Regions from separate parts of the Mus musculus genome. Here all the other regions are linked to region 1. Evidence: chromatin loops called from intact Hi-C (ENCODE). Cell type or tissue: left cerebral cortex. All regions are shown on one strand. Each heading gives the region's core, and the rest is flanking DNA. Links, peaks and the distances in the headings are about the cores only.

What was found. Hi-C counts contacts between places; a loop is a spot of excess contacts. Peaks named below come from ENCODE experiments on the same cell type or tissue, not always from the same donor. Only the 100,000 strongest peaks of a DNase experiment are listed, where the experiment ranks them.
Region 2: a loop joins it to region 1, with 4 times the contacts of the local background. A loop is called at or near these places in 9 of 42 quality-filtered maps.
Region 3: a loop joins it to region 1, with 4 times the contacts of the local background. A loop is called at or near these places in 3 of 42 quality-filtered maps.

What each region holds. Positions count from the first base shown.
Region 1 is chr5:146,334,379-146,340,441 of GRCm38, reverse strand. No RefSeq gene overlaps it. Among named protein-coding and RNA genes, the nearest start is that of Gm38747, 16 kb to the left of the region's middle. In left cerebral cortex, for the core only: a CTCF peak has its summit at 2,923 (motif pointing right); DNase peaks (open chromatin) are centred at 839 and 2,211.
Region 2 is chr5:146,424,713-146,430,775 of GRCm38, reverse strand. The region is part of intron 2 of Wasf3 (WAS protein family, member 3); the gene reads right to left. Among named protein-coding and RNA genes, the nearest start is that of Wasf3, 43 kb to the right of the region's middle. In left cerebral cortex, for the core only: no CTCF peak of the experiment used is centred there; DNase peaks (open chromatin) are centred at 2,470 and 3,570; H3K27ac peaks cover 2,122 bases.
Region 3 is chr5:146,450,410-146,456,472 of GRCm38, reverse strand. It overlaps Wasf3 (WAS protein family, member 3), which reads right to left. Exons shown (of 10, transcript NM_145155.3): 4 at 4,468-4,602; 5 at 3,004-3,157; 6 at 812-929. Among named protein-coding and RNA genes, the nearest start is that of Gm6408, 29 kb to the left of the region's middle. In left cerebral cortex, for the core only: a CTCF peak has its summit at 3,101; DNase peaks (open chromatin) are centred at 2,738 and 3,263; H3K27ac peaks cover 940 bases.

The sequences.
Region 1 (6,063 bases), core at 290-5,289:
TTAGAGGTCCAGTCCAGTATCATCAAGGCAGGAACATGGCAGCATCATGGTGCAGGAGGAGCTGAGAGTTCTACCTCTTCATCTGAAGGCTGCTAGCAGAATACTGGCTTCCAGGCAGCTAAAACAAGGGTATTAAAGCCCAAGTCCACAGTGACACACCTACTCCAACAAGGCCACACCTACTTCGACAGGGTCACACCCTCTAATAGTTGCCACTCCCTGGGCTGAGCATATACAAACCATCACACCAGTTTAAACACACATATGTGAAGATTCAAAGCTAACGTCTCTACATGAGAGAGAACACACACAGTGTTTGTCTTTCTGGGTCTGGATTCCTCATTTAGTATAACGTTTCTAGTTTTTTCGATTTTTTGTGCAGATGTCATAGTTCTTCATAGCTGAATAATATGCCACTGCTGTGAGTGTACCACATATTTATTATTTCTATAGATATATACAGTTACATATAAAAGTAATCTCTAGCCAGTAAGACTTCCGGTAAGATTTAGCCACTCAGACACTAGGCTGTTTCCATTTTCTGCCTCTTGTAGATTGAGCAACAGTGAGTGCAGATGAGCAGGGATCTCTGTAGTGGGGTTTAGATGATTTGGGGCATGTGCTCTGAAAAAGGTGTAGCTGAGAATCTCTACACCAGTTCCCACAGTGGCTGCAGCAGCTGGCAGCCCTACCAATGGTGAGCAGTGATTGGCCCCCTTTCCCACACATCTAGGCCGGTTGTCTTATTTTATTTTCTTTCATTTTATTTTTAATTGTAACCATTCTGACCCGGGCAGGATGAAATCCCAAAGTAGTCCTAATTTGCATTTCTACGATGGCGAAGAAAGTTGAGCACTTGAAAAATATATATTTCTCAGCCATCTGTGCGTCTTCTTTTGAGAATTCTGTTTAGCGCCTCGCTCCAATTTTTAAACGGGTTGTTTGTTTTCTCGATGTTTAGCTTCTGAGTTCTTTGCATGTTCTAAATATGGACCCTCTCTCAAATGTAGATGGGAAAGACTCTCCCCCATTCTACAGGCCGTGTCTTCACTCAAATGGTGGTATCCTTGGCTGTGCATACGCTTTTTAATTTCATGAGATTCCCCTGTTCAGTTATTGGTCTCAATGTCTGTGCTGTGTTCCTCCTTAGGAAGTCTTTTTCTCTGCCTACAAGTTGACGCTTGTTTCTTTCGCTTCTAACAGACTCAGGGTATTGATTTTCGTCCTGAGGTCCTGGCAAGCCCTTGGTACTGCCTCGTGTGTGTTTATAGAGTTAACGATCTTCAATATAGGACATATAGAAAGAAGACAAAAACACCGTTACTGTGAACATAGCCCTCTAAGAACATCTTCTGGGAGGAATCCGGGTCCTCAAGAGATGGAAGGACAAGATCAAAGCTAAGAAGCTTAAGTTGTGACTTGTGAATTCAGTTTGAGAGTCTTCTGTGTGTTAGTGGGACCCTGAGAGTCAAGGGGAAAGGTCTTGCATAGGTACCTGGTGGAATAGACGCGTGGCTTTACTCATCTGTTCACATAGACACTTATCCTTCATCGAGTTTACTGAGCATTTACTATGTGTCAGATGGTGGATCTCATGAAAGGTCCAAGTTCAAGGCCTGGCGCAATTTATGTGGGTGGCCGCTGTTTGTGTTTCAACAACAGCAGTCAATTGTCAAATCGACACTCCAAAGAAGTATTAGAAGATACAGTAAATGTCACTTTGACTAGGCTTTGAGGTACAATCAAATCGTCCTGGGGGTGAGTGATCAAGGCCCATCCGGAGCCCAACCTCAGCTGTCCTCTGGCTTCTCCATGAATTCCTGGTCCCACAGCTGCAATGTGCTAGGCACACACCAGCTACAGAAACACAACGGAGAGCACAGCTTAGTAGCATGGCGGCCACACACTTCAGTAGTGTTTCAGACAGTATTCTGGCTGGCTTCTGGAGTCAGCATTTAGGAGAAAATCAAATACAACCAAAGTCACCCTTGAGGGACAGGGGAATTCCTTGGGGAGGGGAGAAGTTAGCAGAAAAGCAGGGAGCCTGTAAACACCACCCAGCCAGCTTCCCTTCAGCACGGGAACAGATGGCAGTCTGTGGCAGAGCACCCACAGAAACACTCAGCTTGGCTTGTGTTTTGAGGTCAGGTTCTACCAAAAAGACATATTGTGGCTTTAAACACTGGTGTGCAAGATGCTCGCAATACGGAGGCTCGGGCTGAGGCTGTAGAAAGACTCGCGCTGCGAGCATATGCATATTGTGGGGGATGCCTGGCACTCCCCGTATTTACATTGTTCTTCTTTTGACTTTCCTTTGAATACTTAGCAGCTGAATTCAGTGACGTTGCTGAGCATCTATAGGATAAGGCATGACTGAGAAAAGGACAGCAATGAAGCCAGTTGGCATGTGTGGTGTCCTGTGAAGACTGGGCGGCTGTGGGAACTCCGTCTCAAGTCTCCTAACTCTCCAGAGAGGCTAGGAGAAGGACCCAGTACTCTGTGTCGATGAGAAAGCAAAGGGCTTAGATCCCATTGTTCTCTCCCTGGATCCCCTGCTGCAGACAGACCCTTCTGCCTTCCAAAGAACTGTCAGAATCCTAACCATGGCGGGTGACTGCATCCTCCCTGTTTCCTCCTCCTGTAGAGTCCTCTAGGAAGAGTTAGCACTCGGATTCTTCCTCAAGCCAAGCCAGGAGCAGTGGCACAAGGCCTTGGTAAAAGAGCTCTCCACTACTCTGTCAGTTCCATTGCAGACCCTGAGAAGGGTTGGGTCAGCCCATGTCATCCATTGCTGGTCTCTGAAACTGTATGTGCTGGGTCATTCCAGTTTTGGCTCCCCGCTGATCTACCTCCCCTCCTCCTGGACCCTCCCTCACAAGTCCTCCTGCCCCCTCCTCAGCCCAATATGCCCACTGGCCATTACTCTCAGGCTCAATGCTTTGCCAGATGGGGGCAGCAGACATGTCATTTTTAAAATTCCATTTCAACAGACAAAGCTAGGCAGCCAGACTCAGCTTTACCAAAGGAAATAACTGGAGATCCCAGGGCGATCAGCTCTCACTCTGACAAGTTCGCCCACTAAGGTGGTGGGGTAGCTTCTTGGTTAAGCACCAGGGATCTGAATTATAACAGCTTCTTGCTCAGCAGAGACATCTATCTGTACCTTGCAAGCTGAGCTACAATGTCCTGCACAGAGGCTAGCTACAGGACAAACAAAGATGCCTACTGTTCCGTGGAGTTTGCTAAATAGTGGAGCTACCGGTCCTCTGTACCCTGATCGTCTTTTAGAAAGGAAAGAGATGACCTCATCAAACCTTCTGTCAACCTTGAGCTTCTACACCTTGAACTTCCTGCCCAAGGAGATGTCCTCTCCTTCGGCATAAGAGGAGCAAGTATAGCATGCCCATTGGCCCTTCTGCTGAAACAGGGGCAGCATGAACAACCTGCCCAAGACCCGCTCACTACAGGAGTCCAAGACCATTCTTTGGCTAATTTGTATATGACCTCCATCTGTCTTTGTCTCATCAGAGGAAGCATGCACTTATTATTTAAGTGGCACATCCACACCATTCGGATAATTCTTCCTTCGTGGAATTCTCCAGTCCTTTCAAAGACACCGAGAGAAGAAAGAGTAAGGGAAAGTCCCCCCCCCCCCCCACACACACACATGCACCCGGACACATAGACTCACACTTAGAAACATACACACAGAAAGCACACACACACAAGCCAAACCTTCGTGGAGTTAACAGTACAACAGGGCATTAAAGTACTTGGGAAAGTTCTGGAGGCCCCTGCTTCCAAATAGTCACCTGACTAGAAGCAACTCAATCTTTTTTTACGAAATAGGAAAGATCAGGGGCTTGTACCTTTTAGCTAAGTTCCCAGGTCCTCTTCTGCTTCATTGAACCCACTCCCTCAGCCTTTATTTATCAAGCTTCCTTTGTGGTTTCTATGACCAGCAGCAGCAGGTTCTTGTCTGAATAGGTAGGCACCAAGTCAACAGAGCAGGAGACTCTGGAAGCAGAGAGTACTTAAAAGGTACAGTCAATTAATGGCTCGCAGTGTTACCTGCCTAGTATTGCCCTGGGAGTCCAGCTAGCCTGTTCAGTCTCCACCAGAGGCCCTTCTGTTAAATGCCTGGTCTCCAGGGAGGTGTTATAAGGAGGTGGTGGAAGCTTTAAGTGGGGGGAGGCCCCCAGGGAAGTCTTTAGTTGAGTACACCCCAAAAAAGGATAGTGTGGCCTCAGCCCATTCATTCTGTCTTTAGCATCCTAGCCATGAGATGAGGGGTTTCCCACGCAGGGGAACAATGGGGACTGGAGAAAGCAACATCAAGGTGAGCATAAGAAGCCAGGTGACAGCCAGGTGTGGTGGCGCACGCCATTAATCCCAGCACTTGGGAGGCAGAGGCAGGCGAATTTCTAAGTTCGAGGCCAGCCTGGTCTACAGAGTGAGTTCCAGGACAGCCAGGGCTACACAGAGAAACCCTGTCTCGAAAAACCAAAAAAAAAGAAGGAGGAGGAGGAGGAGGAGGAGGAGGAGGAGGAGGAGGAGGAGGAGGAGGAGGAAAAGGAGAAGAAGAAGAAGAAGAAGTAGAAGAAGAAGAAGAAGAAGAAGAAGAAGAAGAAGAAGAAGAAGAAGAAGAAGAAGAAGAAGAAGAAGAAGAAGAAGAAGAAGAAGAAGGTGACATACAATGACTAAAGCCCCTCTCACTTGGAGCTTCGTAGAGAGACCTTGAAACACAAGAGCAGGCTGGGCAAGTGCTGACGCCCTCTGACGGGGGCCCTGCGCTTTCAGACAGATGCCGGATGATGTCTGTTCACTCTCTGCTCGCTAGCTCATCCCTACACTTTCACCAGCTGTTTCCCTTCCTTGATGAGCTCTCTTTCTGTCTATTTCCTGGCCACGTGTCTGTATCATAGTTTTCTCCCCAAGGACACAGACCTGGAAAGTTCTTCAGCAGATGCCTCCAAGATGACACAGAGGCCTGGAAACTTTAGTGTTTGCCCCCAGGATTCTGATCTCTGTCTGTATCACTAAGACCCAGAGGCAACGGAGTCAAATAATCATGAACTGGGAACTCCTGAACTGTGATCCCAGGTAAACCTCCTCTCTTTTTAAGTCCATTATCTTAGGTATTTGTAACAATAGCAGAAAGCTGATTGTGTTGGCTATTTTTCTCGTTGCTGTGACAAAATACCAGAAAGTTTTCGTAAAGAAAGGTTTATTCAGACGCACAGCAAAGAGGAGAGAATCCATCACAGCAGGGAAGGCAGCGGCTCTAGCTGAAGCAGGACACAGATGTTTCCTTCAGGCTCTGGAAGATGAACGCTGCTACTTTGTTTCTCTCTCCTTTCCATTCAGCCCTGAACCCTGGTCGCTGGGGTGGCAACGCCCACATTCTGGAGATGGGTCTTCCCACCTCTTTTAAGTCTCTGGAAACATCCTCACAGACACGCTTAGAGTCTTGTCTCAAAATTCCTTCTAAATCCCTTCAAGCTGACAGTCTTAGTTAAGGATTTACTGCTGTGAACAGACACCATGACCCAGGCAACTCTTATAAGGACAACATTTAATTAGGGCTGGCTTACGGGCTCAGAGGTTCAGTCTATTATCTTCAAGGCAGGAGCATGGCAGCATCCAGGCAGGCATGGTGCAGGAGGAGCTGAGAGTTCTACCTCTTCATCTGAAGGCTGCTAGGATGAGGGTCTTAAAGCCCACACCCTCAGTGACACACCTACTCCAACAGGGCCACACCTATTTTGACAGGGCCACACCCTCTAATAGTGCTACTCCCTGGACCAATCATATTCAAACCATCATCTCACAATCAGGATAAGTACACTGTGTACTATACTTGAGAAGGAATACCAGATGTTTCAGGCACAATGGACGGAGATTGTGGCCAAGTTAACACTGAAAGGGTGGAGGCTGTTTCAGGTGGTGTGCCTTCAAGTGATCAGATGCAACCCAAGATGACATTCTCCACCCACACCTCCCTTCCAGCTTGTCTCCCCAGCTGGTACCCTGCACATAGTTAAAGGCCATCATTCCCATCAC
Region 2 (6,063 bases), core at 571-5,570, 90 kb before region 1:
ATCGCCTGTCAATAAAAAAGCTGTTGGCCTATTAGCTGGGGCAGGAGGTAGGAGGCAGGAGTTCCAGCAGGGAGAAAGGATTCTGGGATAGATTCAAGCAGGAGAAGACTTGCCCCAATGGTGATGGAGACAGACTTTTGATACTGGGGAGAGGTAACCAACCACACTGTGGCCTAAGCATTTATTCATAATTAACTACATCTTGGAGTCCTTATTTCAGGAACTGGGGCGCAGGTAGTAAAGCCTGTGGTTACATCAGACCCTGTAGAAATCAGGCCAAGATCCTGATCTAGGAATCCCAGGACCACGATGCCCAGCTTGGAGTGACTGCACTCTTTAATGGTAGAGACAGACCACTCTCACTGCAGGAGACAGATGGACAAAGTTTGCAGTGACAAACTACAACACAACACCAGAGTAACTGGCAGAGGCAGGGAAAAGCCGAGGTCTCGCTGGCATCTCTGCTGTACTGCGATGCCATAATGGCCGACCAGAAAGGATGCTGACCCTCAGTTGTACCCTTCATCCCTGCAAGACTAGCCTGTGCTCTGCTGGTGGTTCTGGCTTCCTCTCCTCCAAACTCACCTCCCTTCATAGAGGGGACATCTTGGCCTGTGACCCCTATCTTGGCCTCTGTTTCTTGGACTAAAACAAAAGAGACCCCAAGGATGGTCAAAGAGAGCCTGTGGTGGGCAGGTGAGGATTGAGGACTTGCCCGAATCCCAGGAAATGACACTGTAGCTGACAGGTGACATGAAGTCCCTGCCATGTGACATGATTCAGTTACTGAAGATTCCACTGGGTGACCTGGAAAATGTCCTGGTGGAGGGATGTGGCAAGGAACAGTCCAGACATCTGAAAAATTTAGAGGGGGAACCATCCACAAAACAACTGCGCAGTGATGGCTAAGCTGTTCTAATCCTCCACGTAAAGTCAGCACGGGACAGAAAGCTATAAATGAGCAGGAAATGGGCAAGGAGGAGACCCACAAAACCTTGCTGGTGAGAACAGAGCGATCCTCTCAGGACCTGTGCACAGACACAGTAGGAAGCTGTGGGACAAGGCCCACCACCAGCCAAGACGGGTACAGCATGCTGGTCTGGGCCCCAGTCAAGAAAGCTGGCATCCTAAAGACTCAGAGGGGACATATATGGTAGGTGCGCAAGATGGTGTTGAGTCCAAATATCTCCAGCAGGTACTGTAGTATATATTCTTCCTCTGACTAGGGACAGGCAGGGGCAAAACCCAGCCTCAGAAGGGCTGGGTCCAGTAACAAAGACATCAATGGGCAACATGCTGATCGGTCAGAAAGAATGCATGGTGGGTTATATGCTGAATGTCTGTGTCCCCAAAGGGTGACAGATAAATCCTACAGAGAACCTTAGAATGCTGACGTTGGGCAGGATCTGGCAGTAGAGGCTGTGTTGGGATAGCCCCTCCTAGATGAAAGGCAAACTGTTGCATTTTTCAGCCCTCAACACAAGGAGGGACAGTCAGTAACTGTTAGGTTAGGCTTGGGGCAGGGAGGCACAAGACGACCCTCACACTGGGTTGAAATCACAGTTCTCTGGTTTGCATAGGCTATGGGATATGAAGTTCATCTGCTTAGTCTGTATGGCCTAGCAGACCCCAGAGGCCTTAGCAGTGTCCATGGTAGAAAGGTGGAACCCCAGCAGGCCCAAGTGCATGTCCAGGGACTCTGCCATCACTTCAGAGAAGGCCTTAGGAACAAAGCTTTGCCTTTTGCCGTGTTGCCAGGTCTTGGCAGAGACCATACAACGCCAAGGGATTCCCAGAATAAGCAGAGTTCTGTCAGCTGAGTTATCAATTTGAGTCAATAGCTGTGCATGAGCTAGGGATGGCAGAAGAAATCTGTGATCAAGCCTGAGCAGAACCTGAGAGCACAAAGGAATCTCATGAGCAGCAAGGCCAGACGGAGCTGCAGACCAACCCAGCCAGCTGAAGGATGGGAGGTCCCAGCCTGGCGTTAGTGGTCACCGAGAAACTGAACTCAGCTGCAGCGGGAACCATGCAGGGAGACAGGAAAACGCAGCACCTGCTGCAGCTGCTAAGAGCAGCACCCAGCTTGCCTACTGTCCATGCAGAGAGAAGTAGTCAGAGTCTGAAATGGGTACAGTTAACCAGATAAGCAAATGCCAGTGTATCTTAAGGAGGTCACAATAAAGACATGTGAGTGTCTACAAATTAACACGGACAGACAGACAGACAGACAGACACACACACACACACACACACACACACACGGCTAGATCCTGTGAAGAAAGAGACACTGAATACAAAGTTGATAAAAGTCTCAGTCTGAATGCAGCAGCACTTCAGTGGATTCCTACACAATGTCCCATCTGATCCTCTTTATGGGAGAGGAAGTGTGAGACTGTTAAATATGATAAAAATCCAGACTCCGTTCGAGTCTTCCCAGAAGGATAAGGAAAACCAGATGATTTCATCCTCTGGGGGTGTGGGGAGGAGTGGGAAATCGCATCAAAGACTCCACGCTGTGACAAGAGAAGGTTCCATCCTGGTGCTCCCTGCTTACTCCCACTCTAAAACCTCAGTAGACAAGCTTTCAGCCTGCTCTCTCAAACACACATCAACTTTACCTCAGAACATATCACATGGACTGGAAAACACTGGATGATACTCATCTTCAACAACATTAGCAACAGAGCACCCAAATACCTACCCATTTCTCTTTTCTTATGTTTCTTAAATCCTTTTTAAATTAGACTTTAAAAGATGTCAATATTTAGTATTTTGTTTGGTCTATTCCTAGAAGGTAAAGTAATATTAATCTTAGCAATATTACCTTCTAATAAAGTTATTTTTTCAATGCTGACTGTTATGCATGAGTGTAGCCATAGGATCAAGCTGGCCAAAGACCAAGTAAGACTTGTAGATTTCATCAACCAGAAACTAAATGCAGCCAACTGGCATCTGAAGTCAGAGCGGAGGGGTCCCAGCTCTGCCATAGCCCACTGTTCTACCAGTTCCCATGCCGTGTTTGAAAAGAGTTTTGATTTATGACTGTCTTTGTTCTGTTACGTTTGCCATGTTGGAACATGCTATTTATGATAACCTGAATCTGTGTTCCCTGGCCACGCTCACTCACGTTTCCCTCTAGAATAAACTACCTTTTTTCCCTTGTGAGGTGATACTTGTGTTTTTGTGGCGAGAGTTTCTTCCTGATAAAAACCCTTGAAGAAACAAAGAATACAGGGACCATAGCTTAAGAAAATAAGGCCACACCTGAAAACCCTTGAGCAGCATTGGACCAAACGGAGACAACATCAAAGTCTTCCCATTACGATCAGGAAGAAGACAGTGCGCCCATTCTCTCCCTCTTATCCAACACTACATTTAAAGCCTTTGCTATGGCTGTCAAGCAAGAAAGGGAAATGAAGGGTTAAAAACAGGACTGGAAGAACTAAGACGTCCCTATTTATAGACAATGCGATGCTTTACATAAGAGACCTATAGGCTCCATCCATTTGTAAAACCTGGCAGGGCTAAGGAGTCTGTCTCTTCTATTCCTCATGTGCTGGTGACCTTTAGTCTGATTGCTGCATGCCAGGCAATTAAGAGTGTGGCATGTGGCAGAGCTAAATTGGGTGGCCCAGACGGCATTATACACACTGAACTAAGTTACCCATGCTGCAGATGTTGGCTTTCTAGTTACATGAGCTTGTAATTCACCTCTGAAGACAAGCAGTCCCATCAGCATTGCTCTTGTGCCCACACACAGTGACATGATGCTCACTGGAGCCCCTTGGGGGAGCTCTTCATTTCTCTGGGGCCAGGACTGGATCCCAGGGACAGGACTGGATCGACCTGCCAGGTTGTTACTGTGCCCCAGGTCTCCACCTCTGTGCCTCCGGCTACCCTCCCAGGAGACAGCATCATTGCTATCTCTGCCTCCCCACAGTCAAAGGAAGGAGTTGGCTTACTGAATTCCCCTTAGTCTCGTGGTCCTCTGCAGCCACAATGCTGCACAGCACTGTGCTAAATGGTTACCTCTGCTGTCTGAGCTGTGGTCTGTCGGCTGGAGAATTAGAGGCATCCTTGTGCTTTCATTTTCTCTCCTCCCCTCTCTTCTTTAGAGTCCCTCTCAATTTAACTCTCATTTACCATGAATGGTGAACTCCAGCATATAAAAGAAATACATTGGTTTACATGCTTGCTGTTCCATTTCTATCAGAGATTTCAGATCACTGATGGATGAGCTGTCTGGACCCTCACCTCCTCACACTCCCTTGTGGCTGGCAGGATGCATGAGCCTGGGATTCCTGTCTCAGTCTTTTTGTATGTTCCACACATATGATTAGCTTTCGGCTCAAACTGTATACATGCAGATATTCATGCCTCAGTCTAAGCTTGCTCAGGCCAGGGGAATAATCATAGGTCTCTGTGGGCCAGGATCCAGTATGGCTCCTTGTAATACAAATACATCCAGTATCTGTCAAGAAACTAGAATGCACATTGAATTGCTAAGGAGAAATTAAAAAAAAAAAAAGACCCACGCTTCAAATATCTGAATAATATTGCTGAGCTACAAATGACAAACAACCTCCATTTAAAGAGCAATAGATTAAAAGCTATCAGGTTAACTAAAGAAATTACCCACTAAAACCCTGCCAAGGGCTGTGCTGGTCAGCAGGCATGCTAAATAGATGTAACAGGAGGTGGAAGAAGGTCCTATCCAAGCAACACGAATGACATCCAAGCCAGGGAGCAGAAAATAGTCCCATCTCTCAAAATCAAACCAGCAAACACCAATCAAATATGGTCTTAGGAGGCCAGCAAACTGACAGCCAAGCCTGCACCTCCCACCCCTCCACCTGCAGCCAGAAATGATGGGCTTCTCAGTGCAGCCACTAATGCCATCCTAAAGGGCCCAGATGGTCAACAGGAGCACAAATCTGCCTAGATCAGGCATGGCTGCTGGGAGCCCTGGCTCTCAATTCTGGACTTCTGCATCTCAGTTGTCACAATAACACCTGTCACTGCTTCTACAGGGGCTAAGGATTCCACCGGGGACGTACATGTGGCCGCCTTGAGGATCAATCTAGGATATCATTCTGACAGCAGAAGAGTCACCATGCCTTCTGAAGTTGTTATGGCAATCACCAGGGTGGTCTTGATTACTGCTTACCAGCTTGCTCCTTTTGACTTGCTCAGCCAGCTTTCTTATACAACACAGGATGACTGCCCAGTGCCAGCATCATCCGCAGTGAGCTGGGTCCTTCCACATCAATCATCAATCAAGAAAAATCCCCACAGGCTTGCCACAGGCCAGTGTGACGAGGGCATTCTGTCAGCTGAGGTTCCCTCTTCCAAACTGACTCCAGCCTAGGTCAGGCTAACATAAAGCTGCTCATTCCTGATGCTTTCCCTTGGGCCCTTCCTGAAGTGGCGTCTGTTAAGTGCCCCGGACACAGAGGTCCAGCACTCCATGTGTCTGCATCCACACTACAGCCATGTCAGACTCCCTAACTGGGGTCTGTGTCCAGCATCCCCCCCTCTATGACAGCCAGGACAGGTAAGCACAATGCACTTGTACAGGCTGGCATGGTGATACAGGACGCCTACAGTCAGCGAGCCACAGACTGTTGTGCACCAGCCCACCCCTTACGTCTACATAAGCAGCATCCATTCATCCTCATGGGGCCAGTTTCAGACCTCTGTTCCAAGCACAGCAGCTTGTGTAAACCCCAGGATAACCATGTTCTGACGGCTTTATCATCTGTTCAAGTTTACATCAGGGTCTGGGTGGGCTGACTTCCTTTCATTGAGAGCTGGTAACACTGGGAGCTACTGGCTTTGAAAATGCCAAGCAGACAGAGCTGTGTTGAGAGGGCGGCCAAGAGCAGCTGTCAACACTAGCTGCTGACATCTGCTAGGAGCTCAGACTGCTAAGGCTGAGAGCCGAGAGCCACTGACACGTGAAGCTCAAGGCTGGAACACTAAACAAGACAGACTTTGCGTTTTCAAGACTCCAGCTCAATTTAAGCAAAGGAAGAGCAGCTGAGTGATGGCATTTAAACT
Region 3 (6,063 bases), core at 579-5,578, 120 kb before region 1:
CTTTCTCTTTTGATACAGGGTCTCACTATGTAGCCCTGGTTGGCCCAGAATCTATTACATAGAACAGGCTGGTCTTGGACTCACAGAGACCTGCCTGCTTCTGCCTCCCTGTGTTGGGATTAAAAGCCTGGTCTAGGTGGTTGATTTTTGAACACAGTATATGTATAAAAAGATCAGTAAGTATTTCCTCTGGAGAATCACTCCTCTCCATGGGGTACATATAAATTCTCAGCACTAAAGGGGCAATTTCCAAAGTGTAAGTCACTTAACCCAACAAATCAGTTTATCCTTCCAAGATGATATGTAGGACAGCTCTTTCTAAAATTCCTGACAGCATTCTTCTTGTTTGCCTCTACCTCCACCGTCCTCTAAGGGGGCTCACTCCTAGTAAAGATCTCTCAAAGTCCAGACCACTCGATTCCCAGTCTCCCACAAGCGCCTCAGTAAGTTCTCAGCCACAGTGACATCACACCTAACAGATGAATGTAAACGAGACAAAGCAGGCTGATGTCTGACAGGAACACTCACTGCATGAAGCTCGGAGGCATCAAACACAGCCAGAAACTGAGCTTCAGCACTCACCACTTCCTTCGTTAGAGGCATACAAGTGCTGGAGAACAAATCTGCTCAGATCTACTTCAAACAGACCATTGCTGGGTTAAAGTGTCAAGCTTGTCATGCGAAAGGAGGACACCCCGAGAAAACCTAAGCACTAAACATAACACCCTGACTATGTGAGCAGAGGGCCTGTGAGCACAGTGATGGGTGCCTCCCGCTGACGTCATCATGCCCTTCTGAAGTCCTTACGCACCTTCTGACGTCGTTTCTCTTTCCTCTTGTCTTCTGTGTCCTGCAGCATCTTTTCTTTCCAGAGGTCAAAGAAGTAAGAGGGATCCGTGTAGAACTTCAGCCCATCCTTCTTGTCATCTCTGTGAACCAAAGCATTCAAAGCCAGGGAAAGAACCATCAGCCATCTTCGTCTGGAGGTAACTTTAACCCTTTGGATCCTGACACCCACACGCAGCATGCTAATCACCTTATGTATTAGACCCTGAGCTTCCTCATTTGGAAAAACATGGACACATACACAAAAGCAAACAACTCTACAATCTTAAAAACAGAACCCACTGGGTGTAAATCCTACGTGACAATACCCCTCCCTCACAAATACCCAATTTCAGTCACTTATGCATTTAAGGAACTATTCGGTTTATTCTAACAGTAAGCTATGAGTACACTGATTCTACTGGAACTTCACTGCAGTCATGATCAAAAACTAGTAAGTACTCTGTCCCCTTTTGTCAATTCAGGTTTACACAACACCTTTCGGTATCAGAAAGCAAAATGATCATGGGGGTACACGTGACAGAAACACAATGTATTTTCTCAAGAAACTTTATCTCCTGTGGCCATGTCAATTGCAAGTACTGCTATGGTCACTATAGTCTACATAATATTTCAAATCATTATGTAAATCACTCCCTTAACATTTAACCAGGAATATCGCAGCCACTATGAACTCAGGGCTGTAACAAGAATCAGCAGCGACGCTCGAGTGCCTGGAGAGATAGCTCAGCAGTTAAGCAGCTAACTTATCCTTCAGAGGATCTGAGTTCAGGTCCCAGCACTCACAGCAGCTGGCCCACAGCTGCCTGTAACTCCAGCCTCTGGGTGCATCATAGCCATGTGCACTACATACAGAAAGACACAGAATCAAAAATGAAAATGGAACCTCTTAAAAATGCTTTCCACTGCTCTCAGAAAATAAATGGAAGAAATTAATTTTTTTCAGTAATGCTTGGAATAGTCACGATGTAAATACTGCACTAAAATTAAATCAGGAGAGTTATTCGTTATAGCACTATTCCACTGAGCTATAGACGCACACAGGAGAGGCAAGGCCAGTTAAATATACACAGACAGGAGAAAATTTATTTCTCAAATAAAGGAACAAATAAAGAGTGGTCAGGAGACAGGTTTCTATTCATGCCCATCGCAGTTGTAGTATGTGCACTCTAAGCTCTAGGAAAGCCCACTGGGCCCACAGGAGCTGAGGAACGTTACATTGCTGGCTCCCATCAGTTTCCATATCATTTTGATTATGCATGCATGCCCATTTATTTGTCTGAGGGAATCTCTCTGTCCAGCAGAAAGAGAAGGTGACAGTCCTGACCGTCTCTCATGGAGGTTGCCTCTAAACCTCTTCTGTGCGTCCTTGGAAAAGACCACAAAGCAGATGAAGAGCCTGGGCCCACATACAAAGGACACAGTCGCCAGAGACCGTCACAGACACTTGGCTGCAGCACTGTCTCTGCGAAGTCAGCGCATTTGCCTATCACCATGGTGAGATCCACAGAGGGGAGAAAAGATGGGTGGAGGGGCAAGGCCCACCATGGAGGACAAGGAGACAGAAAGAACGAGAAAGAGAACCAAAGATGGTGACGGGAGTTGTGAGAAGAAGATGCCATGGTTGTGGGAAACACGTGCGAAGCTTAGTAAGAGTGTGTGTGTGCAGGTGGCCTCTCCCTGTGAACGTTGCCCTGTTGGGTTTTGTCTTTTCCCTGGGAGTCTGTCCCTGACACATGCAACCAGCATAGCAACAACAGAACAGCAGATGTTTGTGCGCTGCTGAGGGCCGGGGCGAGGATTTTACCATGTTATAAATGAACCATGCCATTTCTTTCCAGCTAACTTCAACATAAGGAATGGCACACCCACACCTGGTATGCTGCTGTGAAGTACCACTTCTGCTGAAGACGGCCCCATCTGAGTGTGAAAATCAGAACTCACACCTCTCCTTTTAGGAACGCCAGCAGTTCCACAGCCAACATTTCACTGGGTATGATACAGCAGTTACTGTTTTCAGAGTGTTCTTTTTCAACCCATAGGAGCCCTCTGAGGTGATCCCACCCAGCACAGCTGCACATTTTAGCCTCTGGAAGCATCCCTGGTCCTCCACTGGAAAGGCTGTGTGGAAGTGGGGAAGGGGGCGTGGAGTCGTACCTGTACGGTGTCAGAATGCTCAGCGGCGGGGGTTTGTCACTCTGATTATAAATGTCAGCAACAGGGTTGGGAATGCTGTTCTTGGAGACCACCTGCTGGTCTTGGATGGTAGAGCTTTTGAATGCTTTCTTCATGTTGATATCCTGTAGTGAGACTATTGAGAAACAAGTCCCCAGGTTGAGTTACATACAAGATATTCTCTGTTTAAAAAGAAGCATCTTTGACTCAGAATTCTAAACATCTTCCAGAATGACTCAACACTGGCTTTTTAAAACCGAGATCTCTTTTTGGGTTTGTGCCCGAGTGTGTATATGTGCACAACACTGGCAGAGGCCATAAGAGGGCACAGGATGCCGTAGGACTCAAGCAATTGTGAGCCACCAGATGTAGGTACTGGGAACTGAACGTGGGGCCTTTGCGAGAGCAGCCAGGGCTCTTAACCACTGAGTCATCTCTCTAGCCCCTGAAATAATGGTTTCTGTTGTTCTTTAAAGTCTTGCTTAAACAGAATGCCCTTCCTCCCTCTAAAAGATACATTTTATCTATGACATGAAGTCAAATCACAGCTTTGTCTTCTTTTGTAACAAGAGAATGATTTCACTGGACCAGGGCACCATTTTGTTGCTGTTTAAACAGCGCCTCTCAGACACCACACAGAATACAGCCCCTGAGGATGGCAGGCAAGCAAACAGATCTGTATTTCTTGGGAGAAACCATTAGTGCCAGGTGAAGTAAGATGCCTGCACGAAAAAGTATGCAAATGTGAGCATCCCACTAAGCATCCATCACAACGATGCACAAGGAGAGGCCTCTATGCCTTTTGACCTATGACCCACAAAGTAAGCACCTTGATCCAGGAAAACGAAGTTGAGCTAAGTGAGCACCTGGCTGAGCAGAGGAGGGTGAACCTTCTTCGTTTCTCACAACTTTTACATTGTATGTAACTCATCTGACCTTGATAACTCTTCTAGGTGTCCAGGCTGGTCCTGCTTGCCCTGCCCACTGGACCACCAAGCCTGTAGCTCACATATGCTGTATGACAACTCAGAGAAGGGACACAGATTCCTTCAGAGAGACACGTGACTAAAAAAAGAAATCTTTTTTGAAAGATACCAAGAATCCCTTACCTGAACAGACCAAGTAGCTATTCAAATTTTATTTTAATTTTAAATCCTTAAATGAAACTTAAGATCTGGATTAAAATGAGGCTGCCCTCAGCATATTTGTTGTAATATCTGCAACTTTTTAAAACAATAGCATGACTATGACGGAGACAGGATGTCTTTTTTTTTTTTTATCACTAATTAACCTAGTATTGTGGGGCGCTCCCTTCCCGTTCTCCCAGGAAGAGAGGAGACAAATGGCAGTGTGCTACTGAAGGGGAAAGCAGAGGCTGTGCTGGAGTTAATTACCGCTGTCCAGCCCGCATGGCGTGCCACTCTCAGCTGTCATGCTGTTACTTACCCTCCTCCACCGTGGAGTCCAGCTGGGTGACTTTGACAGCAAGCCGATCGATTCTGTCTTGAAGGGAATTTGCTCTGATGTAGAAGTTGTTAGCCTCATTAAATAACTCACCAAATATGTCTTCTGCATGTTTACCTAGAGGAGAGAGGGAGAAAGACACCTGCTGAGGAATTACTGATGCATGCTCTTCACTGTCACTGTCACTGCCACCGCGCAGGGCTGGTCCAGCCAGTGTCAAGGTCCAAGGCCTTTAGAAAAGTAAACCATTCCAAACTAGCAGGGCCCTTCTTGCTGCCTGAGCTGTCAGTCAAGATGTTACTGCTAAACAAAACTTTAAAAAAAAAACATAAGTTCTCATTTTACATGAAACAGAACTATTAAAGCTTTCCTCTTTATATATATACATATATATATACATATATATATACACACACACACATACATATACATATATATGTATGCATATATATGTATATATATATATATATGCGCCACAGGGGGGAAAACTTTTTTTTATTATTTATTTTTTGGGGGGTTATTTATTTCATTTACATTTCCAATGCTATCCCAAAAGTCCCCCACACGCTCCCCCCCACCCCCCCACCCCCCCACTCCCACTTCTTGGCCCTGGCGTTCCCCTGTACTGAGGCATATAAAGTTTGCACGACCAATGGGCCTCTCTTTCCAGTGATGGCCGACTAGGCCATCTTTTGATACATATGCAGCTAGAGACACGAGCTCCAGGGGGTACTGGTTAGTTCATATAGTTGTTCCACCTATAGGATTGCAGATCCCTTTAGCTCCTTGGGTACTTTCTCTAGCTCCTCCATTGGGGGCCCTGTGATCCATCCAATAGCTGACTGTGAGCATCCACTTCTGTGTTTGCTAGGCCCCAGCATAGCCTCACAAAGGACAGCAATATTAGGGTCCTTTCAGCAAAATCTTGCTAGTATATGCAATGGTATCAGCGTTTGGAAGCTGATTATGGGATGGATCCCCGGGTATGGCAGTCTCTAGATGGTTCATCCTTTCGTCACAGCTCCAAACTTTGTCTCTGTAACTCCTTCCATGGGTGTTTTGTTCCCAATTCTAAGAAGGGGCAAAGTGTCCACACTTTGGTCTTCGTTCTTCTTGAGTTTCACGCATTTAGCAAATTGTATCTTATATCTTGGGTATCCTAAGTTTCTGGGCTAATATCCACTTATCAGTGAGTACATATTGTGTGAGTTCCTTTGTGATTGTGTTACCTCACTCAGGATGATGCCCTCCAGGTCCATCCATTTGCCTAGGAATTTCATAAATTCATTCTTTTTAATAGCTGAGTAGTACTCCATTGTGTAAATGTACCACATTTTCTGTATCCATTCCTCTGTTGAGGGGCATCTGGGTTCTTTCCAGCTTCTGGCTATTATAAATAAGGCTGCTATGAACATAGTGGTGCATGTGTCCTTCTTACTGGTTGGAACATCTTCTGGATATATGCCCAGGAGAGGTATTGCGGGATCCTCCGGTAGTACTATGTCCAATTTTCTGAGGAACCGCCAGACTGATTTCCAGAGTGGTTGTACAAGCTTGCAATCCCACCAACAATGGAGG